Regions from separate parts of the Homo sapiens genome. Here region 2 is linked to region 1. The links are chromatin loops, found by intact Hi-C in ENCODE. Cell type or tissue: Caco-2. All regions are shown on one strand.

Region 1 (8,000 bases):
GAGTGACTGCAGACAGAGTAGATGCTGCGTAAGTCTCTAAACAAAGTATCCAAAGTTAAAAAATGAAGAATTGAAAGGATAAAAAGTTCAACCATTACAATACATAATGTAATTCTCAAGAAAAGGAAAACACTCTACTCCGTCTTGTCAAATGGAAAATCATTCAAGGATGACTACAAAATAGATCTGTACTTTGCCAAAGTCTTCAAATGACAAAGCTGGACTGAAGCACTCAGCACATGCTCTTACAGTGCGAGATGCCGGACCCACAGGGAGCAAGGTCTATCCATTTATTGAGCTGCCCAGCAAGCTCACAACTCATCCATCCAGCACTCACATATGAATGAGCACCCACTACATGCCCATCTTCCTAGCACCAAGAGTGTCACAATGAACATAGCCAAGTCCTAGCCCATGAAGCCACATTCTAGTGGAGAGACCCTAATGAAGAGACAAATACACTGATGTGTGGAGGCACAAATGTCAGACAGAAAAACAAAACAGAGCAGGGGAGAGAAAGGGACCTGAAGGCTTCTCTCAGCAGAAGACAGATGGAGGTGAAGATGCAGGTGTCAGACGTTTGGGGGTAAGTTCTCCAGGCAAAGGCCCAGGAAGTGTGTGTGACGAATATTCAAGGGACAACCCAGAGGACATGAGCAAGGACAAGAGCAGCTCACGCAGCAGGAGTGGCCTGGATGCCCACATCCGTGTAACACCTCAGGTGATAAAATCCTAGACAAGTGCAATGATTTCTAACAGTGATGAGCACTATTAAGAAAATAAAACTGGAGAGTGGACAAGAGTGACTAAGAGGCTATGTTACTTTAATGGCATAATTTATACAAGTTGGCTACAGGTATAAACAGTTGCTCTTCCAACTACTAAGAAATAATTTATCACTTACTACTCTGGTCTAATCAGCTTTAACAAAGAGTTTAACACTTAGAAGTTTAAGCTATCAAATCATCAATTTGAGTCTTAAAAAAAGAAAATCACCATTTAATCTATACTTGAGTCTTCTTCCATCAATAAGAGGCGTTCCTTCTACAACCTTAAAAGAAAAAAAATTTACAAATTTACTAAGCACATCACCATCATATATACATATATACACACACACATATATATATTCTAGTATCACTTAATTTTCAACACGCCCAAGAAGGAAGATATCTTGTAACATGGAAATTTAGTAATATGTTTCAAAAACCCTAGTGGCAAGCCCTTTAATGACGCAATTCCACCTTCAGGAATTTATCTTAAATACAAATTCAGTAATGACTTCCTAGTGTAGGACCAAGCAACTGCAACAGCCACGCTCCCTGCCACACTCCTGTGTACCACCACCTCAAGACTAAATGTGCTTAAATACCTTTATATCTAGTGGATCCCTAGCTCAAACATCTACCAATGGCTACCATACTCTTACAAAGTAACAGTATGATTCCATTGTCTTCCATTTGTGGGGTCCTTTTCAATTGGGCTCTACCCTGTTTATCCACTCTACTATGACCCAAGTGCTATTTGATGACGCATACTCATATGCTTACTTGCTCTGCTATATATTATATATATATTGCCCATCCAGTTATTTAACCATTTCATGTGATTCTTTTATCTGCAATAAGAGACTGTGAGAAACCAGGTGTGGTGACTCATGCCTGTAATCCCAGCACTTTGAGAGGTCAAGGTGGGAGGATCACTTGAGTCCAGGAGTTGGAGACCAGCCTGGGCAACATGGTGAAATCCCCTCTCTACAAAAATACAAAATACAAAAACTAGCCAAGCCTGGTGGCACGCGCCTGTGGTCCCAGCTACTCGGGAGGCTGAAGTGGGAAGATGACTTCAGCCCAGGAGGAGGTTGCAGATTGCACCACTGCACTCCAGCCTGGGCAACAGAGCAAGACCCTGTCTCAAGAAAAAAAAAAAAAAAGAGAGAGAGAGAGAGAGACTGTGAGCACGCATCATGCATCAGAACCATCTCCTCTCTTCATTCGGCATCACTCACAGCATTCAGCACAGAGATACCCACAGGCATGGTACCCAATAGAACTGGCTCAGTAAAAAGTCCACTTGCTCAATGCAGCCACGTTTTACCCCACAAAATAACTATTCAGAAATGTAGCAATTCATTTCAAACTGTAAAATATAAATATAGTATCATTTGCTCTGGGCTAAACTACTTTATCTTATCATTAGCTACAGATTTCATTAGCTAGCATTCCTCCTCTCCCAAGAGAAACGTAAAAGCTGTTTGAGATCACAGGATTAGTAAAATGCCACATGCTAATTTCAGATGATCCTTATCTATTAAAGGAGTCTAGTAAATGCTGTGTTAGGCTTTAATCTGTGAATATATAGATCCAAATATACAGTCAGCCCTCCGTATCGACGGGATCCACATCCATGGATTCAACCAACCAGATCCAAAATATTTCGGAAAAAATTGCATCTGAGCTGAATATGTACAGACTTCTTTTTCTTGTCCTTATTCCCTAATACAGTATGATAACTATTTACATGGCACTTACGTTGTATTAGGTATTATAAGCAACCTAAAGGCAACAAAGTATACAAGGAAGATGCACACAGGTTATATGCAAATACTATACTATTTCTTATCAGGGCCTTCAGCATCCTCAGATTTTGGTATGTACAGGAGGTCCTGGAACCACTCCCCAAGGATATCAAGGGATGACTGCATAATATTAATATATATTTTAATATATATGCTTTTAGTCACTTTAGTCTATGAGTATATACATATATGACTTTAAACACCAAAACTGCTTTCCTTGATACTCTGAAATCACCTTACCCTAAATGAATCTGAATTTAACTGTAGAGGCTTACTGTAGAAATGACTGAAGGTCTTTATCACAAAAATCCTTGCTAGAGCCACTAAAGTTATGGTCTCACTCCACAGTATTAAGCCTGCAGCTCTACCCTCCTATCACTGGCATTCACCAGTAAAACCGATCCTTTGGTTTACAGACAGTTGGCAAACTTGCAAAGCCCTAAGAATAAGATCTTTAAATAAATTATTTATTACTTAGGGAATCTCATGTTTCTTTAAATATATCCAAGTAAAGGATTCTACTGAAAGAAGAAAAAACTACACTTAGCAATGGAGAGACAAATTTTAAAGATATTGCAGGAATCTGAAAACAACGTAAAATGTTCTTGACAACAAGCTTCTGAAAGAGATGAAAATTAGAAACTTTTCATACTTTTTTAAAGTAAAAGATGTAGACTAAAGTCCATCGAGCCCAGTAGCCTATCAATTAATCATTTAAAATGCTGCATCTGAAATGACACATACTAAGAGTGAATTTTTTTTCCATAGCAACCTCCACTGAGAGTCGGCTACTTTGCAAAATAGCCTATTCTTTTCTATTTGGTTTGAAAAGTTACACAAGAAATCTCAATCAGATTTTTTTTTAAGTTCCTCCTAATAAGCAAGTGTTATACAGACAGCACAAGAGAAATGGCTTCATGAACTAAGTTTTGGGAATTATGACCAACAACAGCCTTTAACCTTTAAACTACTCTAAGGCTGGGCAGCATGGCACAGGCCTGTGGTCCCAGCGACTCAGGAGGCTGCGGCAAGAGGATCACTTGATCCCAGAAATTGGAGACCCGCCTGGACAATATAGTGAGACCTCATCTTATTAAAACAAAACAGAATTACCATAAACGTACCTTTCCAATTGGCAGTAGGTAGAACAGGACTTGAATCAAAAACCACAGGAGGTAGACCCCAAATACTCTGGTTTCCCATAACTCATACAAAGCTGGCAAAGGAGGAGGGAAATTCAGAAGACTGGGATCTTTCTGTTTACACATCAACAGCAACAGGAAGAGGAACACAGGCAGGCCAAACATGATGAGAAACACACCTGCAAACAATTCATGAACATTCGAGGCTCAAATTTCAATCTGGTTTATTTATTTAAGAATCATGTTAGATTTGTTAAGATCAGAACTCGTTATCTGGCTAACTGTCTGAAACCAATTTCTAATGTACCATCAAAAACTCCCATCTCTACCTGTCACCTCTGGTGGCCTGGCAACCATGGGCATCAAAGTAGTAAAAAAAATAAATAAATAAAAATAAAAAAAAAAAGAAAGAGGTCCAACATTGAATAGCTACACCCACCTCAGAAACCAAGCTCTAAAACATTTGACCTCCAACCACTAAGGAGCGAATGTGTTGAAACTCCAGCAAACTGAAGATCAGAACATCTAAAAATTATCAGCCTAATCTTAACAAAAAACTTTATATTCCTCAGTTTCTAACAATTAAAATAGTGTCACGTTCATGTAATGTGTGCAGATTTTAAGTGATGCTGGACAGCATCTGTAACAGGCCAGCTAGCCAAAGGTTATAACAAAATACAAAGCAATTAAGCCATGCAGGATTTTGAGCCATTTAGACAAGAAGTCTTTTCTTTTACTAGCTCATAAAATTTCATCAGTTCCACCCACTTAGTAACTCCAAAACTCTGCACACTTCAGATCTTTGACCCTCACAATCAACCCGCCTAGCAGGTAGGGCAGCCTCCGGGATCCCATTTTATGCAGGCAGCTGAGGCCCACTGCTGGCCCCTGCCGCCTCAGGTCTGACTATTAGCAGAGCTCTCTGTCCCTGATAAGTAACCATCTATGCTATACAAACTCCCAGATCAACCTTCCTTTATCACTTCTTTGTACTTCTGTGCTCAAAACCTCTGAACAGACTGCTAAAAGTTTTAAACACAGCTACAATGGCATCCTTTCTACTCCATAATCCCTCAAAATGCTCCCACCTCAAGCCTTTGCACCCACTGTTCCTTCTCTGGAAGGCTCTTCCACAGGTTCCCACCAGGCTCATTACCTTGCCTGCCTCAGATGTCTTCAGAGAGGCCTTTCCAGTTCACCTTGTGGCAACCACCCCTAGCTCACCCCACCTGCCCTCTCTGGGCCCAGCTCTGAGGCCTACCAGGTACTCCTCCAAACTCCAAGTCCTTTGCCCGGATGGGGGTCACTTCAAAGGTTCTCACTGCCAGTTCTTTTGCAACGTATTTTTCTTCCTTAGAATCTATTTCTTTTAATTTGACTTCTTCTCTTCTTGGACGAAGGCTATACTGTGTTGCTATGTAACTGCTTTCTTGTGACAAACTGAATTTTTCCTAAATGAAAAATTTAAAAATTAAATATCTGCAGTGAACAATTACCATTAATGCTACTGCATTAACTATTTCAGCATCTCAATACAGCTATACACTAGTAAGAATAAATTTGTGAAATTATATTCAGTCTTAATTTAAGGACAGAATTTTAGAACAGGTTATAAAATATTACAATTTTCAATGTGCTTCTCAAGGGAGAGTCACTTTTAACCAAAAAAAAGAAAAAAAAAAACAACCAAGATGAAAGGGAACACTTTCCCACCTGTGTATTTTTATGAGGTGCGTCATTTCTCTCAATATGCTCAGGCTCCCCATTATATCTGCTGATGCTATTTCCAAATGGCTTCTAAATTGAAGAATATAAACATTTAATCAAAAGAACTGTAACTTATTAAAAAGAAACATGATGGTAAAAACTTACTGTTTTGGAATCAAGCAATAAAACAGATTTTTCACAGCCTTAATTCTGACGAATTTAACCCTCATTTTGTTAAAAATGAAAAGGAATAAAACTGACTAGAATTTCCCAGTCTCTGAAATATTGGATAGATTTCTACATAAAATCTTTCATCTGGCCAGGCACGGTGGCTCACACCTGTAATCCCAGCACTTTGGGAGGCCAAGGCGGGTGGATCACCTGAGGTCAGGAGTTCAAGACCAGCCTGGCCAACATGGTGAAACCCTGTCTCTACTAAAAATACAAAAAAATTAGCCACGCACGGTAGCGGGCACCTGTAATTCCAGCTACTTCGGAAGCTGAGGCAGGAAAATCTCTTGAACCCGGAGACGGAGGTTGCATTGAGCCAAGACCGCGCCATTGCACTCCAGCCTGGGCAACAAGAATGAAACTCCGCCTCAAAAAAAAAAAAAACAACTTTGATCTTTCACGTAATCAGACTGAATGTCATAATTTCATTGATAGATTTTAGGGGTATTTACTATGAAAGGCAGAGAAAGTAAAAATTGGTAAATTAGTTCATTAACTGGATAAAAAACAAAAGACATTCAAAAAGACATTCACTGCTCCAAAATAGCCCATAATGGAAAACTAAGAAATAGTGGGTACTTATGCAACACACAGTAGGCCCAAGGCACTACCAGGTAAGAGGCAAAGCTTCTGTGGTTCTTGTGACACCAGGACTGTAAGATTACACTGTAAAAATATAGCAGTCACTAAATATTAAAAATGAAAGGATAACAAAGTATCACACAGCATCTGTTCCTGGAGTCCCGGGGTGGTAAAGAGAGCCACTAATAGTTAAAATGTTCTAATTCAAAATATAAGTTAGAACAGTAAGTTGAAAATGTCTGACAGCCACATTCTCCAAAAAAAAAAAAAAAAATTATAATACTCAGAATGAGAAACTGAGCATTCATACACTGATACTACTATAAACTTTCTTGATGCAATCTGGCAATATGTATTAAAAGCCTCAAATCTGCACCATACAGCTGACCTAGCAGTTCCACTTGTAAGAATCCATCCTAAGGAAATAATCAGATGTTACATAAAAATACTTGTTTGTAATAGTGAAAATATGGAAGGAAAAACACTAAATGTCTATCATTGACAGAGCTGACTTTAACGATTAAGTTACATGTATACAATTTACCATATATCCATACTATAGAATACAACAACAAAAATGATGTAGAAAAATACACTCTGAAAGGTTATCCCAATATTTTAAAATGTCTTAAAGCTGACTACTGAGCAGTATGTATATAATCCAGTTTTTAAAGTTTATTAAAAGTCTGTTGCCGGGCGCAGTGGCTCACGCCTGTAATCCCAGCACTTTGGGAGGCCGAGGCGGGTGGATCACGAGGTCAGGAAATCGAGACCATCCTGGCTAACACGGTGAAACCCTGTCTCTACTAAAAATACAAAAAATCAGCCAGGCATGGTGGTGGGCGCCTGTAGTCCCAGCTACTCGGTAGGCTGAGGCAGGAGAATGGCGTGAACCCAGGAGGCGGAGCTTGCAGTGAGCTGAGATTGCGCCACTGCGCTCCAGCCTGGGTGACAGAGCAAGACTCTGTCTCAAAGTCTGTGTGCCTTCTATCCAGAAAAGAGGTTAACATTAAGTGAATAGAAGATTACTTTTATTCTTTTTACTTAACATACTTTGTCTTTGGTCTACTATCTAAAATACTATTTGTACAAGATCTACAGGCTCCATGCACCCTGATATTTCAAAGCTTACATCTTGAAAGTAATTCCACTAAAATCATCTTTGAATAGGTAAAGTGATAAAGTATAATGATGCTAAGAGTAAGAATGTTTCCGTAATACAGGTTTGTCTTACCATTTCATACATGATATGAACTTTTATACACTGTAAAAACCTTACGCAGTTCAATCTACAAGCTACATCTATTTCAAATTTGAACGCTGCTTTTTTAAAAACTAAAATATTAAATAGCATTTCTGGTAACTGAAGGACATTCTTTTCCATTGATATTTAAAACTTTCTATTCCAAACATTTGTTTTATATGAAAACTCCCAAAGTCATCAACTTAGATTTGATGTTTCAGTGACATTTTAATATTATTAACTGCAAGTAACTTGAGTAAATATATACATAAAGCGGAAGACAAAAGGCTGTATAAGGATAAACACAAGTACCAGAATCAGCGGAGTCAATTTAACTTCCACTTCCCTCCTTGCTTCCTTAATGTCGGCCTGGTGGGAAGCAGAAGCAGATCGGCGGGCACTTTTAGGTGGTCGACCAGGGGATCGGGAGCGTGACCTTGATCGACTCCCTCGGCGTCTGGAAGGGGAACTGGAAGTTGAGCCACCTTTCCTTTGCCTAAAGGAAGTTAAAGGCTAG
Region 2 (8,000 bases), 190 kb before region 1:
TCAGAAAAAAAAGGAGGGGAATATGAGTAAAAACCCTTCAACACTACTAGCACAAGTCTTGTTTACCCTTAATTTTTAAAATTTAGATGATAAATTTCAATCAACCATAAAAAAGCATTTTACTAAAGCCCCTCAAAACATAAAACTTGTGGTTTTATGGAAAGATGTAAATATTAATGTATGGTGTGGTCCAAATGAGTTGCTAACATGGGGAAGAGGATATGCTGTGTTCACACCCCCTCAGGTCCTCTTTGGATTCCAGCACAATGCATAAAACCATCCATGGCATGCTAGGACCCAACCCAGTACCAGAAATGAAGGAAATGTCCCTACAGGACCCGCAGTCCCAGACGATGCAGCTTCCTCAGACAACACAATCCCCAGACATTACCTGTGGGATGCTGAAGACAGCTCAGGAGGCTGAGTGAATCCTGCTCTGGACACAGACACCATTCACTCCAGATAATTTGTTCCTTGATATACTTTCTGTTGTACATTGCAACTCTCATAGGGTAATAAACCTTCTTATTCTCTCACTCTGCCTGCAACCCGCAACTGTTACTCTATGGGCTTATCTCTTAGATCTGCCTTTCTTCCCCTCTGTTACTTGGGCAGACACCTCCTTCCCAGCCTCTAATAACATAACTGCTTGGCTAGGAGGGATTGACTTACCCCCAGTGGGGTCTCTCATTAATGGCACACATTGGACTAAGGTGCCAGGTAACACTATATATCGCTCCACTATCCTCCCGCTGTGTGTAAGTTATAAAAGTTCTAACCTTTATTGTGTGCCCGCCCAAACACAATTATGGCTACATCATGGCAAAGGAAATGCCTTAACATTCTTGGTTGCAGGTAGCCTCAAACCAGGCAACACTACCAATGCCACCTTCCCAAACATTCCTCCCTGTGCTAAAGAACAAAGCCGGAAAAGTAATGGATTCCACTTTAGTTGGGAGGTCTGTCACGGAGGACAAGCCCGTAGCCTCCAGTTAGGCAATTATAACATCTTAGACTGGAGCCACCATGGCCATTTTGAAGGGGGCCTGCCCCTCCACACCTGTGGGTATTTCTTGCAAGGTGGAGATGAGAGACTGAGAAAAGAAATAAGACAGAGACAAAGTATAGAGGAAGAAAAGTGGGCCCAGGGGACCGGCGCTCAGCAAGTGAGGACCTGCACTGGCACTGGTCTCTGAGTTCCCTCAGTATTTATTGATCATTATCTCTACTATTCTGGCAAGGGGGATGTGGCAGAACTATAGGGTCATGGTGGGGAGAGGGTTAGCAGGAAAACATGTGAGCAAAGGACTCTTTGTCATAAATAAGTTTAAGGAAAGGTGCTGTGACTTGATGTGCATGTAGGCCAGATTTATGTTTGACTTTACACAAACATCTCAATGCAGTAAAGAGCAGTATTTCTGCCAGCATGTCTCACCTCCAGTCATAAGGTGGTTTTCTCCTATCTCAGTAAATAGAATGTACAATTGGGTTTTACACCGAGACATTTCATTCCCAGGGATGAGCAGGAGACAGATGCCTTCCTCTTATCTCAACTGCAAAGAGGCCTTCCTCTTTCACTAATCCTCCTCAGCACAGACCCTTTACGGGTGTCAGGCTGGGGGATGATCAGGTCTTTCCCTTCCCATGAGGCCATATCTCAGGCTGTCTCAGTAGGGGGAAACCTTGGACAATACCCAGGCTTTCTTGGGCAGAGGTCCCTGTGGCCTTCCGCAGTGCATTGTGTCCCTGGGTACTTGAGAATGGAGAATGGCGATGACTTTTACCAAGCATACTGCCTGCAAACACAATTTTAACAAAGCACATCCTGCACAGCCCTAAATCCATTAAACCTTGAGTCAATACAACACATGTTTCTGCGAGCACAGGGTTGGGGCTAGGTTTACAGATTAACAGCATCTCAAGGCAGAAAAATTTTTCTTAGTACAGATCAAAATGAAGTTTCTTATGCCTGTCTTTTTCTACATAGACACAGTAACAGTCTGATCTCTCTTTCTTTCCCCCACACATTTGCAGGGTTACCATACTGATGTCCACATCCATTGTGGCATCAATCAGTTTCATAGTCACATCCCATTCCCCTGTGATTTGGGCCAATGGGGAGAGGAGATATCCCAGACCCCAAGTAAAGTCCATGCCACCCCAAGACACTTTATGGTGCCTAGGACATCTTAGCACCTCCCTTAACACCTGGCATGGGACATATCGTAATTCCAGTAACAATTATATTACGAACGTTATTCATAATCACACAGATCAGTGCCTGATTTGCACTACCCATCCATATGTTTTCCTTATGGGAGCTAATATTTCCATTACACCCCAAAACTCCAAGTTTGTGACCTGAGTGCAGGGACAGGCTTGGTTCACCTCATGTATCACTAATTACAGTATATCTAGTTAAAATATTACTAGTGTCATGGTATTAAGGAGAAAATCTGAGGCATTCCTACCAGTCAATTTGACACATGATTGGCAAGGTTCCTCTGCCCTTGCCATCTTAGAATGTGCCCTGTCCTAGGTGAGACCCAAAAGATTCATGGGCACACTTATAGCCTTTAAAATCTCAGCCATAGTCATCTTGGCAACTGCTATTGTTGCTGTGGCCTGTATTACTGAATCAGTACAAATAGCTACCTTTATAGATAACTTGGCCAAAAATGTGTCTAATGAATTCTCTTACAGCAGGGTATAGATCAAAAGATTCTTGCATGCCTGCAAGCCCTTGAAGCTGCCTTGGAATATGTAGGGGAGCAACAAGATGCACTGGCATTCTGACAGCAACTAAACTGTGACTGGGAGCATAAGCATATCTGTGTCACCTCTCTATCTTGGAATCAATCAATATGTAGTTGGGATGAGGTGAAACAACACCTCTGGGGAAACTGATAATTTAACAGCAGACGTAAGGCAACTTAAACTAAAATTCTAGAATCCCTAATCGCCGTAGATCTACATGCCCAACAAACAGCCACATGGAATGATGTGCAAGGACATCTCTCCTGGATAGACCCCCCACTCCTGGGGGGGGTCACTTCTTGATTGGAAAAGAATGATACTGATTATACTCATTTTTGTCTTATGTTATTTACTAATTCTAGGATGCAAAGCTGGAATACGAGTTATAACCACTGCGCCTGACAAACCTGTTGCTGCATGCGTCTGTACTCTTCAATCAACAAAACCTGATGCAAAAAACAGAAAAGGGGGAGATGTAGGAGATTGGTCAGGATTGTGGGAGAAATTATAGGAAAAGATGCAAACCTTCTTGGAAGGCCGGGGGTTTTGCAAAGCTTCAGGGAAGAATGAGCTGAAGGCAGCTGTTCTTACCCAGGGGCAAAGGGCGTAGATACAAAGGAATGTAGAGGAGTTTATCTAAATAGCTTGTTTACTCATGTTGTCCTAAAACCGGCCTTTGATCTTTCGTGTGCAGGACTGCTCTCTACTCAGCGGGGTTGACAATGTTTATTATCACAAATTGTGTTTGCTCCAAGCCTTTGTCATTAAATCTGTACTAAATAAATATGAGTGTAGCCGGCTTATCAGGGCTGCACTCTCTTGGCTGCTGGACTCTCATCTGCAGTGCTGAGCCATGTGGTTCCCTAGCTGTGCAGTCAGGCAAAATACCCGTGTCCACATACTTCTTTCATCCGTCGCTCAACCAGAGTCTTTGGGACAGACTCAGCAATGCTGGAGAGGATGTGGAGAAATAGGAATGCTTTTACACTGTTGGTGGGAGTGTAAATTAGTTCAACCATTCTGGAAGACAGTGTGGTGACTCCTCAAGGATCTAGAACCAGAAATACCATTTGACTCAACAATCCCATTACTGGGTATATACCCAAAGGATTATAAATCATTCTACTATAAAGAAACATGCATATGTATGTTTATTGTAGCACTAGTCACAATAGCAAAGACTTGGAACCAACCCAAATGCCCATCAATGGTGGACTGGATAAAGAAAATATGGCACATATACACCATGGAATACTATGCAGCCATAAAAAAGAATGAGTTCATGTCCTTTGCAGGGACATGGATTAAGCTGGAAACCATCATTCTCAGCAAACTAACACAGGAACAGAAAACCAGACACCACATGTTCTCACTCATAAGCTGGAGTTGAACAATGAGAACATATGGGCACAAGGGGGGAACATCATACACTGGGGCCTGTCAGGGGTGGGGGTCAAGGGGAGGGATAGCACTAGGAGAAATACCTAATGTCAATGATGGGTTGATGGATGCAGCACACCACCATGGTACATGTATACCTATGTAACAAACCTGCACATTCTGCACATGTATCCCAGAACTTAAAGTATAATAAAAAATAAAAATGTATATATTTTTTCATCTTTGGTAGTAGCAGAAGGGGAAGAACACTTAAAGGATCTGCAGAATAAGGGATGCTGAAGTGGGTGATAAAAAATTGATTGAACTTATCTTGGTGAGCTATTTGACATTATATGCTAAAAATATCCATATACTCTGGTCTACTATCCTTTATTCTAGGAATTTATTATAAATAAATAATCAGAGAAGCATAGAAAGATTTATGCACAAGGAGGTGCATTCATAGCAGAATTACTTATAATCATAAAACAACAATTATTTGAATCCCAACAATGGATGAATGGCTTAATAAATTATGATGCAACAAAATCATTTTTCAAAAGATTATTAATAACAAAGAGACAGGCCTAAAAAGCAGAATCAGCACTCAACTCTGTTTTTAGTTTTCTATTTAGGTTCAAATTTTAAAATATTATGTTTTTATATAATCTATATCTTTATATAAAAACCCACAAAGAAATGCATCAACATATTACTAGTTGTTATATTTAGGTGGTGGAATTATGGGTGACTGTTTTCTTCTGTACACTAAAAGAAGCATTTTTTTAATATTAAGAAAACAAATATAAAAATAAGCTACAAGGAAGAATGAATAATTACTCTTTGTGTTTCTCTGTGGAATGAATTAGTTGGACAAAAAAGGTGGGTAATGGGAGTGAGAGGGGGATGACTACAATCTGCCTAACATGCCCCAGCTGAATGTTTGTTTTAATAAATTTGTTACTTGAAAGCATGCAGCTTCTTTTTTTATTGCCCCACTTTATGAGGGCCGATTTATTGTTTAGCTTGTAATGAGTACCATATTTGGTCGTAGTCACTTGAATGTTTCAAAGTTTACATTTTGGAACAATCAGTCTTATTTTAAAAAGGATAGAATAGAATAAAGAATGAATGTATGCAGCTTTATGCTTCAAATAAATAAAAATCAGTTCTGACAATGTAAGAACATTCTCTGCTCCTCTAATTCCCACTTTGTTTTGATAAGTTAATTCTCAGATACTGTATGTTAAATAAAGATATTCTATGATAATTCACTAACTAAACAATGTTAAAGGTTAAACCTCATTAGTTTACCAGATAAATTTTAGGTCTGTTGTTAATTATGGAAAAATACTCTTTCCTTTTTAAGGTGATGATTTGAATGACACGTCATCTAAGGAGGCAAATTCCCAAAGAGAGTCTGTCACATTCAAGGATATAGAAAAGAGGTCAGTTACATTCCTTCAGAAAACATGTTTTAATAACCATTAGGTGCCAGACCCTCAAATATGCACAGGATTACTTCTCAATAAATCAATACTTTTGTATTTTCATAGTATCAGAATCCACTTAAATTTATTTTATTCCAACTTAGAGTTCTTTGTATAGCTAATATAAGATCACCAGATTTATGCTGCATTTTGAAGTAATATGCATTATAGGAATACATTTGTCCAGCCTCTATACATACTTGAGAAAGGAATAAAATTGAAATGAATTTATTGCATGAATCTGCCATTTATGAACTGTGAGATGTTCAGTTAGTTGCTAAATGTTTTTAAGCTTTAATTTTTTTCATTTATAAAACTGGAATAATAATGTGATATGTTAGGTATCCAGAATAGAGCCTAGCACATAGTAAGAGCAATGTAAATTATTAGTTGTACATCTATTCAGCCATTTTGTAGGATAGAAGAGTCACTGTTGGGCATCTTATTATGAGTCCTTAAAACATTCATGTCACATTTGCTTTCGAATGATAAAACATTCACTTGTGGTTTCTACTCTGCCTGTCAGTTCTGCCTTAAAATCCACTCACTTATCTACGTCTTGATTATGGCATTCTAACCCAAACCTCCATCATTTCTTGCCTATACTGTTTGTAATAGCTTCCTAATTGGTTTCCCCAATTTTTTCCTGCTCATTCTCAATGTAACAACAAGAAATTAAATTTTTATTAAATAGTGAATAGCCAAAAAGAGCATTTATAAAATATGTATAAGATATAAATAACAATACCATAATCACTCATATATATACCAGTCAGCCATAGAAAAAGCATATTATTTTATTTTTGAAGTCCTCTGTATTCTCTCCTAGATCTCAGGGTATCCTATCATCTGAGATAACTACTATTCTGGATTTTGTACTTATTAATATGTTTCAAAATAATATTTTTTAGCTTTGTGTGTTTTTAACTTTAAATAAATGAAATCATCCTGTATGATCTTCTGCCACTTGCATCTTTTGTTCAACATTACATGTTTAGTTCATTGTGCATATAGCTATTCTTATTTCTTTTCACTGCTACCTACTAGTCCATTGTCATTATATATATAAACTGTGATATATATATATACACACACACACACACACACGTGTATCACAGGTTATTTATCGATTGGTAAACATTTAGATTTTCAATTTTGTTATTAACAATAGTAATATGATTAATGTGCTTGTACATGTCTCTTGGTACTTATATGCAATAGTCAATCTTTTTAAAACATAATTTAAAATATTTATTTTCTCTTTTGTAGTGATTTAAGACTTCCCATTACTCTCAAAGTGGAAGAAAAAAAATCTTGGTACAGCCTAAAAATGTCCTGCCTACCTTTCCAGATTCATCTCCTAATCTCTTGCTCTGATTGTGCTTCAGTGACACTTGCTTTTTCTTCAGTTTCTCAAACAAGCCATGATCCTTTGACCTTATGGTCTTGGCACACGTATTCCTTCTGCCCAAGATGTTCTTTCTCCTGTATTTTGCCAAATATCACCGATTCTTTGGTCTCAATTAAATGGTTACTTCTTCAAAGATACCTTCCCTGACTCCCACATCTAAACTAGTTATCCCTACTATTATTCTTCATGCAGTGCTTGATTCTTATTTTAAGTTCAGGGGTACATGCACAGGATGTGCAGGTTTGTTACATAGGTAAATGTGTGCCATGGTGGTTTGCTGCACAGATCATGCCATCACCTAGGTATTAAGCCCAGCATTCATTAGCTATTTTTCCTGATGCCCTTCCTCCCCTGACCACCACCCCAACAGTCCCCAGTGTGTGTTGTTCCCCTGCCCATGTGTCCATGTGTTCTCATCCTTCAGCTCCAACTTATAAGTGAGAACATGTAGTGTTTGGTTTTCTGTTCCTGCATTAGTTTGCTGAGGATAAGGGCTTCCAGCTCCAACCATGTCCCTGCAAAGGACATGATCTCATTCCTTTTTATGGCTGCATAGTATTCCATGGTGTATATGTACCACATTTTCTCTATCCAGTCTATCATTGATGGGCATTTAGGTTGATTCCATATCTTTGCTATTGTGAATTGTGCTGCAGTGAACATATGTGTGCGTGTACCTTTATAATAGAATGATTTATATTCTTCTGGGTATATACCCAGTAATGGGATTGCTGGGTCAAATGGTATTTCTGCCTCTAGGTCTTTGAGGAATCACTACACAGTCTTCCACAATGGTTGAACTAATTTACACTCCCACCAACAGTGTAAAAGCATTCCTTTTTCTTTGCAACCTTGACAGCATCTGTTGTTTTTTGACTTTTTAATAATCACCATTCTGACTGGCATGTGATGGTAGCTCGTTGTGGTTTTGATTTGCATGTCTCTAATGATCAGTGATGTTG

Evidence for each region. A loop is a pair of places that touch in the nucleus more often than their neighbours do. Peaks named below come from ENCODE experiments on the same cell type or tissue, not always from the same donor. Only the 100,000 strongest peaks of a DNase experiment are listed, where the experiment ranks them.
Region 2: a loop joins it to region 1, with 5 times the contacts of the local background. A loop is called at or near these places in 1 of 110 quality-filtered maps.

The regions. Positions count from the first base shown.
Region 1 is chr1:225,414,282-225,422,281 of GRCh38, forward strand. It overlaps LBR (lamin B receptor), which reads right to left. Exons shown (of 14, transcript NM_002296.4): 3 at 7,796-7,996; 4 at 5,434-5,517; 5 at 4,982-5,171; 6 at 3,703-3,899; 7 at 997-1,051. Among named protein-coding and RNA genes, the nearest start is that of LBR, 9.8 kb to the right of the region's middle. RefSeq lists an enhancer at 170-339. In Caco-2, no CTCF peak of the experiment used is centred here; DNase peaks (open chromatin) are centred at 4,580 and 4,926.
Region 2 is chr1:225,225,567-225,233,566 of GRCh38, forward strand. It overlaps DNAH14 (dynein axonemal heavy chain 14), which reads left to right. Exons shown (of 86, transcript NM_001367479.1): 42 at 5,507-5,585. Among named protein-coding and RNA genes, the nearest start is that of LBR, 200 kb to the right of the region's middle. In Caco-2, no CTCF peak of the experiment used is centred here; DNase peaks (open chromatin) are centred at 1,795 and 3,505.